Regions from separate parts of the Homo sapiens genome. Here region 2 is linked to region 1. The links are chromatin contacts, found by Hi-C or POLR2A ChIA-PET in ENCODE. All regions are on one chromosome and are shown on one strand. Each heading gives the region's core, a stretch centred on a gene start or an enhancer-like site at or near the end of the contact. The rest is flanking DNA. Distances are from core to core; before and after follow the strand shown. Region 1 holds the start of INMT (indolethylamine N-methyltransferase). Region 2 overlaps MINDY4 (MINDY lysine 48 deubiquitinase 4).

Evidence for each region. A loop is a pair of places that touch in the nucleus more often than their neighbours do. ChIA-PET counts read pairs that join two places held with the same protein, here RNA polymerase II (POLR2A). Pooled maps may share reads with other maps.
Region 2: a map of heart right ventricle shows a loop between it and region 1 (4-fold over the local background). The contact joins the enhancer-like site here to the promoter of INMT in region 1. A Hi-C loop is called at or near these places in 36 of 168 maps with a recorded cell type or tissue (Caco-2, Calu3, GM23248 and 17 more), 19 of 37 single-sample maps with no recorded cell type and 25 of 50 pooled maps. POLR2A ChIA-PET finds 5 or more read pairs at or near these places in 4 of 52 experiments (AG04450, BJ, K562 and 1 more).

What each region holds. Positions count from the first base shown.
Region 1 is chr7:30,750,161-30,754,695 of GRCh38, forward strand. It overlaps INMT (indolethylamine N-methyltransferase), which reads left to right and starts at 1,975. Exons shown (of 3, transcript NM_006774.5): 1 at 1,975-2,144; 2 at 3,571-3,778. The coding sequence starts at 1,991. It overlaps INMT-MINDY4 (INMT-MINDY4 readthrough (NMD candidate)), which reads left to right and starts at 1,975. Exons shown (of 20, transcript NR_037598.1): 1 at 1,975-2,144; 2 at 3,574-3,778.
Region 2 is chr7:30,797,144-30,801,678 of GRCh38, forward strand. The region is part of intron 5 of MINDY4 (MINDY lysine 48 deubiquitinase 4); the gene reads left to right. All of the region lies in intron 7 of INMT-MINDY4 (INMT-MINDY4 readthrough (NMD candidate)), which reads left to right. Among named protein-coding and RNA genes, the nearest start is that of MINDY4, 28 kb to the left of the region's middle. RefSeq lists enhancers at 2,657-2,776, 3,643-3,772. Within about 2 kb of position 2,573, at least 6 of the 41 ENCODE cell types and tissues checked have a DNase peak (open chromatin) inside an H3K27ac peak, as active enhancers do; they include ascending aorta and heart right ventricle, where a contact is called at or near this core.

The DNA.
Region 1 (4,535 bases), core at 725-3,224:
CACATGGCTGGGGAGACCTCACAATCATGGCTGAAGGCAAGGAGGAGCAAGTCATGTCTTACATGGATGTCAGCAGGCAAAAAGAGAGCTTGTGCAGGGAAAGTCCCCCTTATAAAATGATCAGATTTCAAGAGACTTATTCAGTATCATGAGAACAGCATGGGAAAGACCTGCCCCAATGGTTCAATTACTTCCCACCGGGTCCCTCCCACAACATGTGGGAATTGTGGGAGCTACAATTCAAGATAAGATTTGGGTGAAGACACAGCCAAATCATATCAGCTCTTTTGCTATTGGCTGCTGCAGGAGGCCCTCTCTGCACAGCTCTGTCTCAGTCTCACTGGGATGATGGCTCCTCCATGCTGCTAGCCCTCAGGTTCTGTGATGGTGCTTTCTATGAGTCAACTTGGCTAGGTCATGGTGCCCAAATAGGTGGTCAGTCATGATCCTGGCTGTTTGTGTAAGGGTGTTTTTGGATGAAATTCACATTTAAACTTTGAGTAAAGAAGATCGCCCTCCATAATGTGGGCGGGACTCATCCAATCAGCTGATGGCCCAAGTAGAACAAAAGACTGGCCTTCCCCGAGCAAGAGGGAATTCTGGCAGCAGCTGGTCTTTGGACTTGGACTGCAACATTGGCTTTTCCTGGTCCCACCCTTCAGAGTTTGGACTTACTGGCCTCCACAATTATACAAGCCAATTACTTAAAATAGATCTGATTCTCTCAGTGTACACAAGCTGGGTTCTCTTTCTCTGAAGAACCCTGACTAATAGAGGTACCATATGTCTTCCTTCCACCCTGCCCACAACTTAGTTAGCACCGTGCCTTTATTGCACACTCCTCCAATCATGTAATGCGAGCCCTGCAGTTTCCTGCCTGCTCTGTATGCCTTTTGCAGGCCAGCACGACAGCCGCAGGCCTCCCTGGAGGCTGCCCAGGCACCCGCCCCTTGGAAGCCAGGCCCTGACGACCGCTGGGTGTTCCTGCGTCTGTGGCATCACCCATCTGTTGGGCCCTGTGGATTCAGAATTGTTTGTTTACTTAAAGCCAGAACAAGGCATTCCTGTCCTTCCCACTTTCAGGGCAAGAGGCCTGAACCTCCAGTGTAGCGGATTCATTTCTGTCCGGTTTGTGGCCAAGTCAGAGCCATTTCCTAGTGCCAAAAACAGAGACTGAGCTTTTTTCTGTCTGTGGGAGATTTTACAACCCAGTCCCATTTCAAAGAGAAGACTGAGGCCAGGAGTGTCTTACCCGGAGTAGCCAGGTGAGTCAGTGGCCAGGAAGCCAGGACCCCTCTGACAGTTTATGCTTTATGACCGGGCGCCCTTGTTCTCATTCATGGAGATTGACGACAATTTCTGCTCTTCTCCCAGTGACCTGCACAGTGATGCCAAGTCAGCCATTCTGCTCTGCCTCCTGGGGTCTGAACTGTGTTCTCCAGCAGGGATGGGGGATGCATGAAGCTGCACCCACTGCCTGGCCTAGAGAGAGCCACTGGGCCCCAGTGACCACCAGGCGACAAGATGGGGATCTCACTGTGCACTCAGGTCACAACACCTGTGACTTAGAGGAGTGACTTTGGTCCTTACAGTCAGTGAAGTGGGCACGCAGGTGGGGAAACATAGGTCTGACACCTACTTGGAGGCCACAGAGCAGCATGTGGCTGCCAGGGCTGAGAGTTGCACCCAGGGCTGGGCACCATCAATTGCCTTTGACGGACATGGGTTGGTCCCTAGAGGCAGCAGGGCCAGGGCGGCTGCAGCCCCAGCTGTCATAGCTCTGGGGTTGGGGAAACCTCAGGTGTGTCAGTGTGGCTGGGAGGTGGTGAGACATGCACTGCCTTCTGCATCCCCCTAGAAGGAGAAGCTCAAGGAAAGGCATACTTGGGAGGAGCCATGGGATGAGGCTGGAATGCTGGGGGTGGAGCCTGGAGAGCTTGGAGCCCTCATAAGACCTGATAGCAAGGAGGGGGCACATTTCAGGGACACCATGAAGGGTGGCTTCACTGGGGGTGATGAGTACCAGAAGCACTTCCTGCCCAGGGACTACTTGGCTACTTACTACAGCTTCGATGGCAGCCCCTCACCCGAGGCCGAGATGCTGAAGTTTAACTTGGAATGTCTCCACAAGACCTTCGGCCCTGGTGAGCAGAGGGTGGCCCTTCCCCTTGAGCCTCTCTCCAAGGAACCTGGATGGGGATGGGGAGACGGTGTCCTGGGGGCAGTCTGGTCTCCTCTAGGGGTTTTTGGGGATGGGCTGGGGGAGCTTCTGGGGCCCTGCCCCCTCTCTTTGGGCAGCTGTTATGCTGGAGGTTGAGTCTGTCTCCCCATGGCTCAGGAGCTCTGTGCCAGCTGAAGAGCACAGCCCCGTGCAGTTCCCACACTGCTCTCCATTAGCCCCTAGGTCTTTGGGGTGGAGCAGAAAAGGCTCTCCAGGTCATCATCAAGTTCAGTCCTGACCTTGCACAGCCAGGCCTCTGGGGCCCCCAGAAGGCCAAGGGCAAACAGCAGGGTTGCAGTGGGACGGGATCGCCTGTGCCCGGAGTGTGCAGCCTAGATGTGTCTGTGATGAGGACCTGGAAAAGCCCTGCCCTGGGACAAGGATTGCTAGGTGGGGTCTCAACCCTGAGCAAGGGGCTCAGACCCCAAGGACCTCAACTGAGCCATCTGCACGATGGATGGTGACTTCTGCCTGTCTCCCGATGATCACTGCCCTCCCCATGGTGACCCCATGATTTGATTGTGTCTTCTAAACTCAAGCAGCCGTGTCCTCACTTTAGGCACTTGACTGGGGAACAGTAAGGGTGAGTCTCCTGGTGGTCTGTGGGATAAGAGGGGGTTAAAAGGCTGCTGAGCCTGGAGGAGCAGGCCGGTGTGGGAGGCAGAAATCAGAGAACAGCCGGACTGGGTGTGACCAAGCTTGGAAGGCCAAGTGATGGCCCCACGCCAGGGCTCCAGACAGAATGTTGGAAGTCATGCTTCATTCCAGCTTCCAGGTGACCCTGGATTCACTCCTGGGGCCATCTTCCCAGATCATCTCCTTAGCCCCGGCTTCCTATTCCTGTATGCTTTCACCCCTCCCTCCTCCAAGGAACAAGAAACCCATCCAGGAAGGGCTGGACTTCCAGGGGAGGCTTCCAGCTCCCAGTCAGCCTGAAACTTAAAGGGCCACTGACCCCAGCATGTCCTCTCTGAACTCTCCAGCCCGAATCTTCCCCAGAGCAGGGCTTGGGCCTCTGTTCTCTGTCCCAGAAATATTATACTCTTGGCTTATGTTCTTGACTGAAAGGTATTGGGCTAATTGTTTAACCTTTTACAGACTCAGTTTTCTAATCTGCAAAATGAAAATAGTGATAGCAGTCACTACACAGGGTAGTTTTGAGGTGTAAATGGAAATTAACACATATAAAATATTTGGCATGAGGCTTGGCTTACAGGGAGCTGCCAATCCGTGATAACCACCAAGCACGTTTGCCCCTTGGGTAAGACCAGGGTGTGTGTCCTCATCCCTGTGTCTGCCTTGGGTCTCGTTTCTTTTACCCATCCATTACCAGTCTTTCCCTCCCACAGGAGGCCTCCAAGGGGACACGCTGATTGACATTGGCTCAGGTCCTACCATCTACCAAGTTCTTGCTGCCTGTGATTCCTTCCAAGACATCACTCTCTCCGACTTTACCGACCGCAACCGGGAGGAGCTGGAAAAGTGGCTGAAGAAGGAGCCGGGGGCCTATGACTGGACCCCAGCGGTGAAATTCGCCTGTGAGCTGGAAGGAAACAGGTAGGGGTGCAGAGGTTGGGGAGGGGGTTCCCAGTCAACCTTCTTTCTCAGAAGTCTCCCTGGCCTCTTTGTTGTCTCTGACATTTTCAGGACAGTAGGACCTTCAGGTATAGGACCAGATGTCCTGTGGTGGGGATAGAGTAGATGGAATCCCAAGTTTCAGGATTACAGCAGTTTTAGGGGCAAGACTCTGATCACAGGACTATGTTGAGGTGTGATATAGTCAAGTATGAACACTGAAAACCAGATGATTTTCATCTCTTCCTTCTTCTCTTCCTTCCTTACCCTCATCTATATATCTACCTCTCTATCTTCTATGTATCTAACTATCCGTGCATATCCATCCATCCGTCCACCCACCGGTTCATCCATTCATCCATCCATCCATCCATCCATCCATATTCATGCATCCACCCACCCATCCATATCCATCCATCCATCCAGCCAGCCAACTAGCCGTTCACCTATCCATCCATCTATCCATCCGTCCATTCATCCATCCATCAATATTCATCCATCCACCCACCCATCCATTCATCCATCCATATCCATCCATCCATCCATCCATCCACCCATTCATATCCATCCATCCATCCACATACATCCGCCCAGCCATCCATCTATCCATCCATCCACCCATCCATCCATATCCATCTATACATCCATCAATCCATCCACCCATCCATCCATATCCATCTATCCATCCATCCATCCATCCATCCATCCATCCATCCATCCATGTCCATCCACATTCATC
Region 2 (4,535 bases), core at 1,323-3,822, 48 kb after region 1:
TGGAGAGCCAGTTGTTAACATTTACCAGCACACCACCTGCGATGGCCTACTGTGTGCCAGACCCACCAGCCAGTCAGCTGTGAACAAAGCAGATTGAGTCCCTGCCCTCTTGGATCTTCCACTTCCAGTGAGACGAGGCAGCCCACAATAACACCAAAACAAGGAAATATATAACATATCTGAGGATTACAAGTGCTAAGGGGAAAAATAAATCATGGAAGAGTGACAGGGAGCCCTGGGGACAGAGCTGCTATTTTATAAAGAGGTAGCCAGGAAAACCTACCAGAGAGGGTTACACTTGAGAGGAGGCCAGAAAGGAGACAGGGAACTTGCACTTTGATCTCTGGACGCAAATGCCGACAGCAGTTGTGCACAGGCCCTGCAGTGGGAGCATGTTACTGATTGAGGCTGGACTACATGAGGGAGAGAGGAAAAAAAGCAAGAAAGGAAGCAAGGGCTTGGTCATGTGGGGCCTGGAAGCTGCTGAATGCATTGGCTTTTACTTTGGATACTCCCGCATCTAGGAGATATGGGAGCCTTTGGAGGTCGAGCAGAGACATGCTGTGATCTCACTTGTGTTTTAATAGGGTCCCTCTGGCTGCTGTGTTGAATAGATTCAAGTGTGGAAGGAGGAAGGCAAGTGTGGAGGCAGGGAGACCAGTTAGGCAACTGCAGTAGTAGAAGAGAGCTGGTGGTGGCTTGCATCAGGGAAATGGCAGTGAAGGTGGTGAGACATGGGCTAGAATATGGGTGTATACATACATACAGACATACATCAGCAGGGCTATGTTCTGAGAAGTGCATTTTCAGAAGCGCATCCACATCTGTGGGCCCCTGGAGGCACTGAAGGACCTGGGAGAGTTTGGGGTGCACCTGTCTCTCTCCTCGAGACTGCTGAAGTGGAAACATCATAGAGTGTACTTACACTGACCTGGATGGTGCAGCCTACTACACACCTAGGCTAAATGGCTTAGCCTGTTGCTCCTAGTATACACACCTGGACAGCATGTTGCCGTATTGAATGCTATAGGCCATTGTAACACAATGGGAAGTATTTGTTTATCTAAACACATCTAAATTTAGGAAAGGTACAGTAACAATATGATACTATAATCTTATGGAACCACTGTGATATATGTGGTCTGATATTGACCGAAACCACATATCTCATTGGGATTCGTGTATGGATTGGATGTGCTGTGTTAGAGAAAGAAAGGAGGCAAGGATAACTGCAAAGATTTTGCTGAACAACTGTAAGAGGGGGGTTGCCGTTCCCTGAAATGAAGACTGTGGGAGAAGCAGGTTTAGGTCATGGTCATTGGGCCATAATTTATACCTCTGGTCTGCATGTTACTTTCTTCTTTTTTTTTTGAGACAGAGTCTCGCTGTGTCGCCCAGGCTGGAGTGCAGTGGCGTGATCTTGGCTCACTGCAAGCTCCGCCTCCCGGGTTCACGCCATTCTCCTGCCTCAGCCTCCCGAGTAGCTGGGACTGCAGTCGCCCGCCACCACGCCTGGCTAATTTTTTTTGCATTTTTAGTAGAGACGGGGTTTCACCATGTCAGCCAGGATGGTCTCAATCTCTTGACCTTGTGATCCGCCCGCCTCGGCCTCTCAAAGTGCTGGGATTACAGGCGTGAGCCACTGCGCCCAGCCCTGCATCTTACTTTCTATCAGGCCAGTGGTGTTTCTTTGTGAACTGGCCTTCCTGTGGCCTTAGTTCAGGGTCCATGTGCTTGCAGTCCACACATGTGAGCAGTGAGCTGTCCTGTTACTTTTGTGCTGTGACATTTCTCCTCTGGCACTGGGGTTTTATTGAAGCTGTTTAAGAGGCTTCCACACCAGGACTATTACTAGAGCCCAAGTTAGTAGGGTTGCTCACAGCTACTGTCTAAGGACAGTAAAAGCAAGTCCCCATCTTGCCTTTATGTCATGCACTTCTTTGTCTTGTGCTTGCAGGTTGCAGTCTGCTGAGCAGACCTCCAGGCCTCTCTGGGCCTCTGTGCTCCTGTCTGTAAATGAAGGGGTAGGATGGGCTGCTCTGTAATGGCTCCCCAATTCTACCCTCTACACATGCCTAGACCAGACTTCTGACTTCTTTTGTAATCTCTGAATTACTTTGATTCAGTTGACCTCTCTAAGGCTCATCTTATGTAAATAATGAGCCTGTAAACCAGGGTCCTGTGACTTTGGAGTCCTTCCTAGACTATAGGCTCCTCTGAGCACCTGTGGGTATATAGTAAATGGATTTAGGACACAGCAACCTGGAATCACTCCCAGCCCTGAGTATGAGCATCTGTCACTGGAGGCCTGTTCCAGGCTGTTCCTGGCTGCAGCATTTTGAGCTGAAGGCAGGCTGACTAGGGCAAGGTTAAATTCCACCATCCCTAACCCCTTTGCCTATTACTTGTTGAATGGTTTCTCAGGTTAGGTTCCTAAGAACAATGGTTCTTAAACTGTGATCTCTGGACTGGCAGCATCTGCATCATCTGGGAACTTTTTAGAAACAGCTTGTCTGACCCACTGAGTCAGAAGTTTGGGGGTGGAGCCCAGGAATCTGGGTTTTAACAAGCTTTTTAGGTGATGTCATGCGTGTCAAGCTTTGGGAAGCAATGCCCTAGGGGCCAAGCCTGAGTCAGATTCCGGTACATGTAATTTGTTGGGGGCATGCTCTCAGGAGGAAGTGGGGTGAGGAAAGTGGAACTGGGCAGGGGAAGGAGCTCAGCAAAGGTGTGAGGGCTAAGGGCTCAGGCTGATCCCCTGGGGAGATGTGGAGCATGAATTGACTCAGAGTTAGTCCCATGTTTAAGGCAAGGGAGTGAGCTTTTTGTGCCCCTCTTAGTCATTGGCTGTGGGCTGCCCATCCTGGAGTGGGGCGGGCAGTGTGCAACCTCCTAGATGAGTTTGGCAAAGGACGATTCTCCAGAAAAGGATGCAGCTGTGAGCCCTTAGCAGCTGACATTGACAGCAGCTGGGAAGTATTTACCTGTCTGAGGCAGCTGGGTGGGACACCTGTGGCCTCCATGTCAGTTCTCATGGCTCCTTCTGCATTCACCCAACCCCTAGGTATTACAGTAAAGATAAACTGCAAAGCCTGTCCCTGGATATCACCTTAGATGCATTGGATGCCCTGGTGAGATGGGCCAAGCAGGGATCTTTTACAGGTTAGGATACAGACTCCAGAAGGTGAGACTGAAACGAAACTGTTTCCAGGCTCAGACAGCCTTTCCCATCATGACATGTGCAGCCCTCTGCAAGAGCATCATATTACCCATTACTGGCTTTGTGGCTGGGTCACGTCCTTTTGTCTTAGTGAGTTCAGAGGTGTCATAGCCCAGGTAGGCACTGGGGATGCCAGTGCATGATATGGTTCCCTGCCTCCAGAAGCCCAGGGTGCACTGGGATGCCCTGTGTAATTGGGTGCTAAATTGTGGCCCTCACAAAGGAGTGGAAGTTCAGGGAGCAGTTAAGGGACGCTATTGAGGGGGCAGGAGGGCCCTGGGCTTGGAGAGGCAGTGTTTAATGCAAAAGACTTCCTGGTAAACCAGTAACATTGGAGAAGGAATGGCTGTACTTTTAATTCACAGATCCAGGGGAAGATTAACCTGCCTTGTTCTGCTGTGGGTCTCTGCAGCCTTGATACAGCCAAGGGCCCAAAGCCTCAGTGTTTCTGCCTTTGCATTGAAACACTCCTCTGACACTGGGGATGCCTGGCAGTTTTTCAGGTTTTGCAGAAGAATGGACAGTAGATGGCAGCAGATCTTCATCAATCCTCCCAACCCCAGCGATTTAGTCTCGTTGCCCTTGTTGCATAATTTAATTCAGGGGACATTCACCAGGCCCTACCAGACCTTTCTTAAGCAGTCCAGGGGGAGAGAGACAAGTGCATCCCAAACTCTCCCAGGTCCTCTAGAGCCTCTGGAGGCCCCCAGATCTGGAGTGAAAGCCACGGGCGCACAGATGCCTCTCTGTGTCCTGAGGGGGAATGAATTGTGCCAGCCGGGACTTGGAGGAGGCTTACAGAGGATGTGGCATTTGCGGTTCATTGACTGTTCCCTGCTTCTGAGCATCCCAGCTCTGAAAACATCTGCACCTCATGGGATGAGTAATGGGGAGAATTTTCATTTTAATTTGTCTTTATGCATTATTTGGACTTCACATCAGACTATTAAGGTTCAAAATCTGACTCTTGAGACACACAATACCTATTTCCTTTCCAGCATGCCGGTCATCCTGTGTGGATAGTGGCCTGCTTGGGCTCTTGCACTGGTTCAGCCTCACCTTCTTAACCTGTTCTGGGGACCTCTCTTCTGTGGTGGATACAGCTGTCCTCCACACCTGCCATTGATGCCCGATGCTCAGCCACTTCTCCCCACTTCTCAGCCTGTTGATCACATTTTACCCTATACATGTGCCCCCAGTCCACAGTGGAATGCCATTTCTCCTTCTGATTGCTGGCCTCCTGAAAGTAGGCACAGGAGATTAAACATGAGAAACAGCTCCAGTGCATGTTACAGGCCACTCTGAGCCCTCCAAA